Linked DNA regions of Homo sapiens: region 1 is linked to region 2. Evidence: chromatin loops called from intact Hi-C (ENCODE). Cell type or tissue: endothelial cell of umbilical vein. All regions are shown on one strand.

What was found. A loop is a pair of places that touch in the nucleus more often than their neighbours do. Peaks named below come from ENCODE experiments on the same cell type or tissue, not always from the same donor. Only the 100,000 strongest peaks of a DNase experiment are listed, where the experiment ranks them.
Region 1: a loop joins it to region 2, with 4 times the contacts of the local background. A loop is called at or near these places in 8 of 110 quality-filtered maps.

Annotation. Positions count from the first base shown.
Region 1 is chr7:21,894,485-21,899,484 of GRCh38, forward strand. DNAH11 (dynein axonemal heavy chain 11) reads left to right here. Exons shown (of 82, transcript NM_001277115.2): 78 at 139-321; 79 at 400-515; 80 at 4,852-4,964. Among named protein-coding and RNA genes, the nearest start is that of CDCA7L, 49 kb to the right of the region's middle. RefSeq lists enhancers at 3,678-4,877, 3,829-3,888. In endothelial cell of umbilical vein, no CTCF peak of the experiment used is centred here; a DNase peak (open chromatin) is centred at 2,817.
Region 2 is chr7:21,994,889-21,999,888 of GRCh38, forward strand. No RefSeq gene overlaps it. Among named protein-coding and RNA genes, the nearest start is that of CDCA7L, 51 kb to the left of the region's middle. In endothelial cell of umbilical vein, no CTCF peak of the experiment used is centred here; a DNase peak (open chromatin) is centred at 1,963; H3K27ac peaks cover 1,565 bases.

The DNA.
Region 1 (5,000 bases), 100 kb before region 2:
CATCCTTCACATGCATTTGCAGGCACCTTCGGAAGTCGTATGATATATTCTGTAACTTCAAAAAGTAGAGGATATACACAGTCACCATGACGAAAACTGAAATAGAAAGGAGCTAAATCTTTGTGTTACTGATTTAAGGTTAAGAATGTCTTGGATGACATTTTGGAGAAACTTCCAGAAGAGTTCAACATGGCAGAGATAATGCAAAAAAATTCAAATAGAAGCCCATATGTTCTTGTTTGCTTCCAAGAATGTGAGAGGATGAATATTCTCATTCGGGAAATACGTATATCACTTGAACAACTGGACCTTAGTTTGAAGGTAAGCTTAAAGTGAGGCTATAGTAGACTTCAGCACATTGGAAGATATTCACTGTGTGGCTTTTTTTCTCCATGCAAGGGGGAATTGGCATTATCTCCTGCTGTGGAAGCCCAGCAGTTTGCATTGAGTTATGACACGGTACCAGACACTTGGAGCAAACTGGCTTATCCTTCTACTTATGGCCTAGCCCAGTGGTAAGCTACCCCATCCTCACTGCCACTGGCCCTGAGCAGCCTCGGTGCTGGGTTAGTGTTCTGAATAATGCTTCCTAAGAACTATGCAGACGGAGCTTTGTGACTGTTCTCAACCTGTAACCGTAAAAAATTCTTCCACCAATTTCATTTGAGTTTACTTGGTATATTGCATCAAAGGCAAAAATAGTTAAAAGACAGGGTCAGAGCAAGACTGAAATTCTGTCGCTCACTCATTGATACATGATCTTAGACAAAATAACCTGTCTCTTTTTTAAATCTGAAAAATGTAGATGGCAATAGAATCCCCTGAGTTGTTGTTAAGAGTTGAATGGCCATGGAAAGCAACTTGAATTTGCCTTTGTGTCATCTTATAACTTTACTTTGCAAGCCTGAGATTCCTCTGCCTTCTCATAGACAACCTTTGAAAGTTTGTAATATGGTATGCAGTATGCAGTAAACTAGACTGGGGGTATAACTGCAGAGATGTGTCACAAAGCTAGGGCAGAAATTCACAGATTACTGAATGTAATCTGTGCTGATGTTACACCTAATTGCTCCTTGGTCTTGGCAAGCAATTCAGGAAGTTTCACAAAGCTGTTGATTCCTGGCTTTTTGGTGCTGAGTTTCTTTCCCCCTGCTTTCCTGAATCATTATTCCATGAACCTCAACTATCCCTGTACCATTCCTATTATTTTAGTGGAGACTCTTTACATTGTAGCATGCACACTTTTGACTTTTCTTTCTTTTTGAGACAGAGTCTCACTCTCTCGCCCAGGCTGGAGTGCAGTGGCGCGATCTCGGCTCACTGCAAGCTCTGCCTGCCGGGTTCACGCCATTCTCCTGCCTCAGCCTCCCGAGTAGCTGGGACTACAGGCGCCCGCCACCACATCCGGTTAATTTTTTGTATATTTAGTAGAGACGGGGTTTCACCGTGTTAGCCAGGATGGTCTCAATCTCCTGACCTCATGATCTGCCCGCCTCAGCCTCCCAAAGTGCTGGGATTACAGGCATGAGCCACCGCGCCTGGCCCACACTTTTGATTTTTCTAACACAATGTTAGAGCCTTCAGCTTCCCTCTGAACATCAACCTCCTTCTGGTCTGGAATTGTAGTTCCACCTTATTTTAAGCCACATTATGTTTGTTGTGTTTTGTTTGTGGTCAATCATTATTTTTGTTTTAATATACTGTACTGATTTCTTTGCTCATCATTGCTTTTTTTGTATCTTGTTCTGGGCTTTTCTTTTTTTATCAGAGTATAAAATATAGAGCAGGGCTTGGAGGGTGGGGGTGTAAATCATCTTGTGTTTCTGAAACTGTCCTCACTGCACTCTCCTTCTTGATTGATAGTTTACTTATACGTAGAATTATAGGACACGATTATTTTTCCTTCAGCACTTTGATGTTCTAACTCCATGGTTTTCTAGCTTTGATTGTAGAGGGTGGATCTGGTCTTAAATATTTGCCATTCCTTCCCAAGTAAAGTTTTAAAATGTTTCTCTTTACCCTTGATGTTCAACAATTTTACTATTGTACTGAGGTATGGATTTTTAAAGTACTGTCATAAATGTGAGATTCCATCCATAGCTTTTATTCTGAAAAAGTCTTAGCACTTTTTTCTCTGAATATCGTATTCTCCTCATGTCTACATTTATCTGCCTGACCTCTTAACGTTTTCAGTGTGTCTTTCGGCTGTATACTTGTAGACTTCATCAGTTCTGGGTGATCTTCATTATATCTTCAACTGTCTCCAATCTGTTTCTTAATTATTTAGATGTCATTGTCCAGGTTGGGCGCAGTGGCTCATGCCCAGCACTTTGGGAGGGCAAGGCAGGAGGATCACTTGAGCCCAGGAGTTCGAAGCCAGCCTGGGCAACATAATGAGACCCTGTCTCTAAAAAACAATAATAAAATAAATAAAATAAAAATTAGCCAGGTGTGGTGGCATGCGACTGTAGTCCTAGCTACTCAAGGTGTAGAGGTGGTAGGATTGCTTGAGCCCAAGAGGTCAAGGGTGCAATGAGCCATGATCATGCCACTGCATTCTAGCCTGGGTGACAGAGCAAGACCCTGTCTCAAAAAATAAAGTATATTTCATCGTCCATAATTATCAGTTCCAGGTTTTTTATATTTTTGGAAGGGTGCCTAGCTTAGTTTTATAATTTCCTGTTTTCGTTTTTATGACTGTTATTCTCTTTTCCTGAGAAGTTTAAACATACTTACAAGTAAGTATTTTCTTCAAGACTTCTCTATTTCCTGGGTTATAAACCTTCCTGTTTGTTGGATTTGCTGGTGGTTTTTCATGCCCTATACTCTTATGTCTATACCTGAATGACAGTTTGGCCAGTTATTAAAATATAATAACACCCTCAGTTGGAGGCCTTTGTAGCCATCACTCTCCTCTTGTCAAATGCTGCCGTGGAGATGTCAAAAGCTAGCATACTTCTTTTCCCTTTATAAATGGCTTCATGTTTTCCCCTGGCCATCCAGGGATTCTTCATTGTTCATATTATTCTTTATATTTTAGTATTGATTACTCTCTACCAAATTTTCTTGGAACATGATGTGCCCTTGATTGTATAGATTCAAAGGTATAATTTAGGAAAACTCAAATTTTCTAGAATTACACTTTTTTTTTGAGAGATTCTCATTCTGTTGCCTAGGCTGGAGTGCAGTGACGTGATCGCAGCTCACTGCAACCTCTGCCTCTTGGGTTCAACCGATTCTCCTGCCTTCAGCCTCCCTAGTAGCTGGGATTACAGGCATGTGCCACCATGCCCGGCCAACTTTGTTATTTTTAGTAGGGATGGGGTTTCACCATGTTGGCCAGGCTGGTCTCGAACACCTGACCTCAAGTGATCCACCTGCCTCGGCCTCCCAAAGTGCTGGGATTACAGATGTGAGCCACCACGTCTGGCCTCATTTCAGCTTTCATTTTATTGCTTTCACTCTAACCCTTTACCTCTTTATTTCCATTTGTTTTTATTATTCTCCCTTACGCTGTTTCACTTTTGCTTTCATTTCTATAATTTTATTTTCTACTTCTTATTTGGGGTCTTCAAACTTAATTTCCTTACTATTTCCTACCTGATCCCTTCTAAGTCATGATCTTGTTTATATCAACAATCACTTGTTTTAGTTGTTACAAATTGTCTGCAGTGTTTATCCTCATGATGGCAACATTTTGAGAGAAATGTCTTCCTGCCTTTGCTTTTCTCATTCGCCTTTTTCCTTTGTGTGGTGCCTATGCTGTTTCTTCTTCTTATCGTCGAGTATGCTTTTTCGGATCCAGCTATCTGGAAGAACTTAATATAGGTCCGGGCACAGAGATTTTCCTTGTGGTGACGTAAGTTTGACCGTGAGCATTCTGAGCCTTTTCTTCTTCACGGCCCAGAGTCAGGCAAGTATCTCAGGCAGACATGTTCTGCCATGTGGTTTGTCAGGGTGTTTCCTCATTCACCCCCACTTCCTTTGCATATCTGAAGCAGACAAGGTCCTAGAAAACTTCAGTGCCAGCCTTTCCTTCTAGAGAACTCTGGCTTTTACACTGAGGCTATGCTCTCTACTCCATTCTCCTGGTCCCCTTTAAGCAGCCTCTGAAACTTACAATTCAAGGTTTCACTTCTCTCTTAATTTTATCGAAGAGGTTCATCTGTCCCTAGCCTCTGTGAGCCAGCTTCCTTATAGGTCAACTGCAAATACTTCCTACCTTGCCCAATTGTGAGGAGCCGAGAAGAGAACATGTACGTAACAGCAGCGTTTCTCAACCCACCGGCGTGCCATTCCTGGCTGACTTGTTTTCCTAATTAACCTTTTTCCTCCCCACTTTCAGGCAGCTACTGCACGTGCTTAGACTGCCGTCACGTGCTCCACTGCCTCCGCACATGCTGTTCCCTCTGCTTATCAATCAGATTTCCCGGCAACTCTGGTCTTGTAACCACCATCACAGCCTTGCCATCCCTGGTCCTCAGACACCCTGTCCATACCTCCAAGTTGGCGCTTGTCAGTCCAAGTCATAGGGTGATGACCTTTGTATAGTCACCACATAGCATGAAGAGGCTCTAATAAAAGCTGTTGCATAAATGGAAATGAGTTTTCCACATTCCTCAGTGTATCTTGCTCTAATGTAAACGCTACAGTCATCAAGTCTCCAATGGGAAACAAACTAGCCCTTTAAAGGGACAGTGCCCTGCAAATTGTCAGGGAAGGATTTTACCAGCTAGCAGTGGTATACTTCTCCTCCACCACCACCCTGCCCTAACCGCCCACAACAGAACATACTGGAAAATGGCTATTTTACTGAACAGCAAGTTTTTCTTCCTCCCTCCCATAAACCAGGTTCAATGACCTCCTCCTGCGATGCCGAGAACTCGATACTTGGACACAAGACCTTACCCTTCCGGCTGTCGTGTGGCTCTCCGGCTTCTTCAACCCTCAGTCCTTCTTAACTGGTAAGGGCTGACGCAGTGCAGCCCCTGATGCACACA
Region 2 (5,000 bases):
AAAGAAAATGTGATATATGTACATAACGAAAACAGAATAAAAAAGAATGAAATCCTGTCATTTGCAACAACATGGATGAGCCTGGAGGACCTTATGTCAAGTAAAGTAAGTCAGGTACAGAAAAACAAATACTGCATGATATCATCTACATGTGGAATCTAAAAAGGTGGAACTCATAGAAGTGGAGAGTGGAATGGTGGTTATCCAGGGCTGGGAAGCAGGAGAGTTGGGAGATGTTGGTCAAAGGATATGAAATATAAGCTCGATAGGAGGATAAAGTTCAAGAGATCTACTTTACAACAGTGTGACTACAGTTAATAACAATGTATTGTATTCTTGCAAATTGCCAAAAGAATAAATTGTAAGTTTCTCACCTCAAAAAAATGATAAGTATATGAAGTACTGTATATGTTAGTTTGATTTAGCCATTCCACAATTTCATATTTCAAAACGTTATACATAATAAATATAATTTTTATTTGTCAATTAAAAATATATTTAAAAAATTTAAATTCATGTTAGTAAATCGAAAAATATGATACCAGTTCTTCCTAAGTTAATATATATATTTAATAAAATTCCAGTAAAAATGTCAGTGAGCACTTTGATGGAGCTAGGCAAGTTGATAGTAAAGTTCATATAGAAAAGCAAAAATGCAAGAACAACCAGGAAAACACTGAAAAAGAAAAACTATGAGGGAGAACGAATCCCACTGACATGAAAACATACTACGAAGCTCTACAATTTGAACAGTGTGGTAATCGCACATCCATAGATAGAATGGAATGGAAGCCCAGGAAAAGACCTAAGGATATATGGAAATGTAGTATATGATAAGAGTGACATCTCAAATGAAATAATGGAAATTTTAATAAATGGCACAGTGACAACTGGGTGTCCATTTGGAATAAAAGATTAAATTAGATCCATATCTCACAAAACACACAAGAATAAACTCCAAATGTTTTCGCGAATCTAAGTGTTAAAATGAAACTGTACTTGTGCTAGAAGAACATATTGGTGAATTCTTCAACCTCAATGTAGGGAAACTTCCTTTAACTATGACTCAAAATTGAGAGGCAATATAAGAAAAAAAAAAATCAATGCATTCGTCCACATAAATGTTAAAACATTTGCATGGTGAAAGGACTATAATCAAAATTACAACTAAAAGACAACTGGCAAACTGGAAGAAATTATTTACAGTATATACTACAACCACAAGGCTAATATCCCTAATGTGTATTAAAAAAAAAAATTTCTAAAAATTGAGAGACAAAAATACCAAAAACTCACTAAAAATTGGGGAAAGATATGAGCAGACTATTCACCAAAAATGATATAAGAATAGCCCTTGACTATATGAAAATATATTCAAGCTCACTCATAATTAGAGAAATGCAAATAAAACAATATGAGATACAATTTCTCACCTATCAGATTCACAATAATTAAAAAGTATAACATTTTGATATACTTGTTATCATACTTTTTAATGTATAATAGCTGTTGTGAGGCTGTGGGCAAACAGGCACTCCTATATAACTCGTGGGACCACAGACTCAAAATCCTGCTGGGAGATTTTGGAAATACCTTAAAAAAACTACATATGAACCTATTTTTTCCAGTTTTTAAATTTTAATAAAATATACATGACATAAAATTCACCATTTTAACCATTTTAAAGACAGTTCAGTGGCATTAAGTATATTCACAATGTTGAGTAAGCATTACCATCATGCATTTCCAGAACCTTTTCATCATCCTAAAGATAGACTCTGTACCCATTAAACACTAACTCTATTTCTCCTTCTCCCACCCCTTGGTAATCACCATTCTACTTTCTGTCTCTCTGACTCTATGAATTTGATTACTTTAGGTAACTCCCATAAGTGGAGTCATACAATATTTGTCCTTTTGTGTCTCACCAATTTCACATAGCATAATGTTTTCAAAGTTTATCCCTGTTGTAACATGTCTTAGAATTTCCTTCCTTCTTAAGGGTGAGTAATATTTCCTGGTATGTACATACAATATTGTTTTAATTCATTCGTCTGTTGATGGACATTTTTAGTCTTTGTGAATAATGCAGCTATGAATATTGGAGTACAAGTATCCATTTGGAAATCCATGCTTTCAATTATTTTGTCTATATGCCTAGAAGTGGAATTGCCAAATTGTATAACTTCACGTTTAACCTTTTTTTTTTAAGAGAGAGGATCTATATTGTCCAGGCTGGAGTACAGTGGATGTTTACAGGCATGATCATAGGCACAACAGCCTTGAACTCCTGGTTTCAAGTGATCCTCCTGCCTCAGCCTCCCAAGTAGCTGGGACTCTGTGTAACATTTCGAGGAGCTGTCAGTCTGTTTACTACAGCTGTACTTACCTTTTGACCCAGTAATCCTGCTTTTAAAAATCTACCTTGAAGATACACGTCTAACATTTTAAAAATTATATGTATCAGCTATTTGTTACAGTAGTGTTTATAATTGAAAAATTTGGGAAACAATGTAAATGTCTGTCTATAGGAATGTGGGTTGAACAAACTATGATAAAGCCACACAATGAAATACTACACAGCTATCAAAGATAAAGAGGAAGATCTCTGTGAACAGATAGAGCACTTTCCAGGATATATTGTTACGTGTAAAAGGCAAAGTTTATAAGCCTTTCTATTATATGCTACCTTTTAGGTAAGAAAAGAGATATAAGAAAATATAACTGTATCTGCTTTTTTGTGCAAAAGAAATATAGGAATTATAAACCATAAATTAAAGACATTGGTTATCTACAAAGAATGGCAGGGAACCAGGTAGAAAGGATGAGAGAATGGGAACAGGCTAGCAAGAACGAGGAGGAAGTAACCTTTCTCTGAGCATAGACTTTTTATAACTTTGATTTTAGAATCATAGCAAAATTTCCCATACCTTAGAAAAACCTAAGTAAATTTGAAAAACATAATTTTGACTTGATAGTGGAAGGCTAACGTCTAAAGAAACAGTGTAAAATTATTGTAATGTAGTTAGTAAATTTGTTTTCCAACAAGGATACTAGAATTATATACCAGATCAGATAAAGAGTCAAGTTTCTCACTGTTGGAGAAAGATGTTATACATAAGGAAAGGGGCAAGGCAAAAATGAACCCGTGGAATTTATTCGAGTTACAGATCTCAGTATAAACCCACATTTATATACATACATATATATACATATGTATATATATACACACACATACATACATATGTGTGTGTGGGCGGTTGAGTAGATGATAGATAGGCAGGCAGACAGACACACGCATATACAGATGTGTGTGCCTGCATGAGTTAGTATACGTACACACAGTTCCTTGCTCTGCTGGAAGGTCCTAGAAACAATGACTCTCTAGTAGCAATGAATACATTTAGTGCTTAGATCTTAGTTTCTAAATATCACTCTTGAATAAAAGGAACCATGCTCCTTGGAGAAGTTGGTGACTCCAGGACTGGGGCAGGCAAAATATAAAATGAGCCTGGAGGCCTGGCACAGTGTGGCTCATGCTTGTAATTGCCTCATTTTGGGAGGCCGAGGCGGGTGGATCACCTGAGGTCAGGAGTTTGAGACCAGCCTGACCAATATGGTGAAACCCCGTTTCTACTAAAAATACAAAACTTAGCTGGGCATGGTGGTGGGTGCCTGTAATCCCAGCTACCTGGGAGGATGAGGCAGGAGAATTGCTTGAACCTGGGAGGCGGAGGTTGCAGTGAGGTGACATTGTGCCACTGCACTCCAGCCTGGGTGACAGAGCAAGACTTCGTCTCAGAAAAAAAAAAAAAAAAAAAAAGAGCCTGGAACATCATGTGCCAGAATACAAGGAAGTAGCCACAAAGGATGGAGCCATGTCAGAAGAACACAGAGCCCACCTGAAGGAGCTCCCAATGGCCAAAGCTGGAGTAATTTTGAGCAATCAAGAAAGGGTAATAGCATTGGATTATAAGCCATAGACGGAAGTAAATATCCATGAGTCCACAGTGATGTAACGTAGTAAATAAATGGGAGAGAAGGGACACATCTTCGTTACAGAACCTATTAATACATGCAGAGGGAAAAGAGGAAATGGGGGGAAACCCCACAGTAAAAATGGTTGTAGGCATCAAAGGATGCTAAAATTAGTGGCTATAAGTTTAAGGAGAAACAAGATATTTGCATAAAGTATCTTCCCAGATACATTTATTAACCAATTACTAACGGGAAAATAGTCATTTTACTTTGGAAAAACTGGTAGTCACCTCCTTGACCGGGAATGAAGGTTCATATCTGTAGAAAGAGACATAGGACGTCATTTGATGCACAGAGAAGGGCGCAATCTGATTTCCATGGCATTCCTGCGAAAAATGCTTGACCTCCTTTATCCATGAGAAAATATCAGATAAACCCAAATTGAAGCACATTCTATGAAATAACCGATTCGTAGTCTTCAAAAGTGACAAGGTCAGGAAAGGCAAGAAAAACCTGAGAAATTGTTATAGACTAGAGGGGACTAAGGAGTCATGACAACTAATTGCCACGCAGGGTCCTAGGCTGAGCCTTGAACAGAAAAAGGATGTTAATAGGAATTCAAAAAAGGTTAGTAGATTCAGTTCACAGTATTGTAGCTGTGTTCAAAATCTTTTTTTTTTTTTTTTTTTTTTTTGGAGACCGAGTCTCACTCTGTCGCCCAGGCTGGAGTTCAGTGGCGCAATCCCAGCTCACTGCAACCTCCACCTCCTGGCTTCAAGCGATTCTCCTTCCTCAGCCTCCCGAGTAGCTGGGATTACAGGCACACATCACCACGCCCAGAAAATTTTGTATGTTTAGTAGAGACGGAGTTTCACCATGTTAGCCAGGCTGATCTCGAACTCCCAATCTCTGGTTATCGGCCCGCCTCGGCCTCCCAAATGCTGGGATTATAGGCATGAGCCACTGCACCCAGCCTTAATTTCTTTACATAACTTACTGTGGTTATGTAAGATTATGTTATG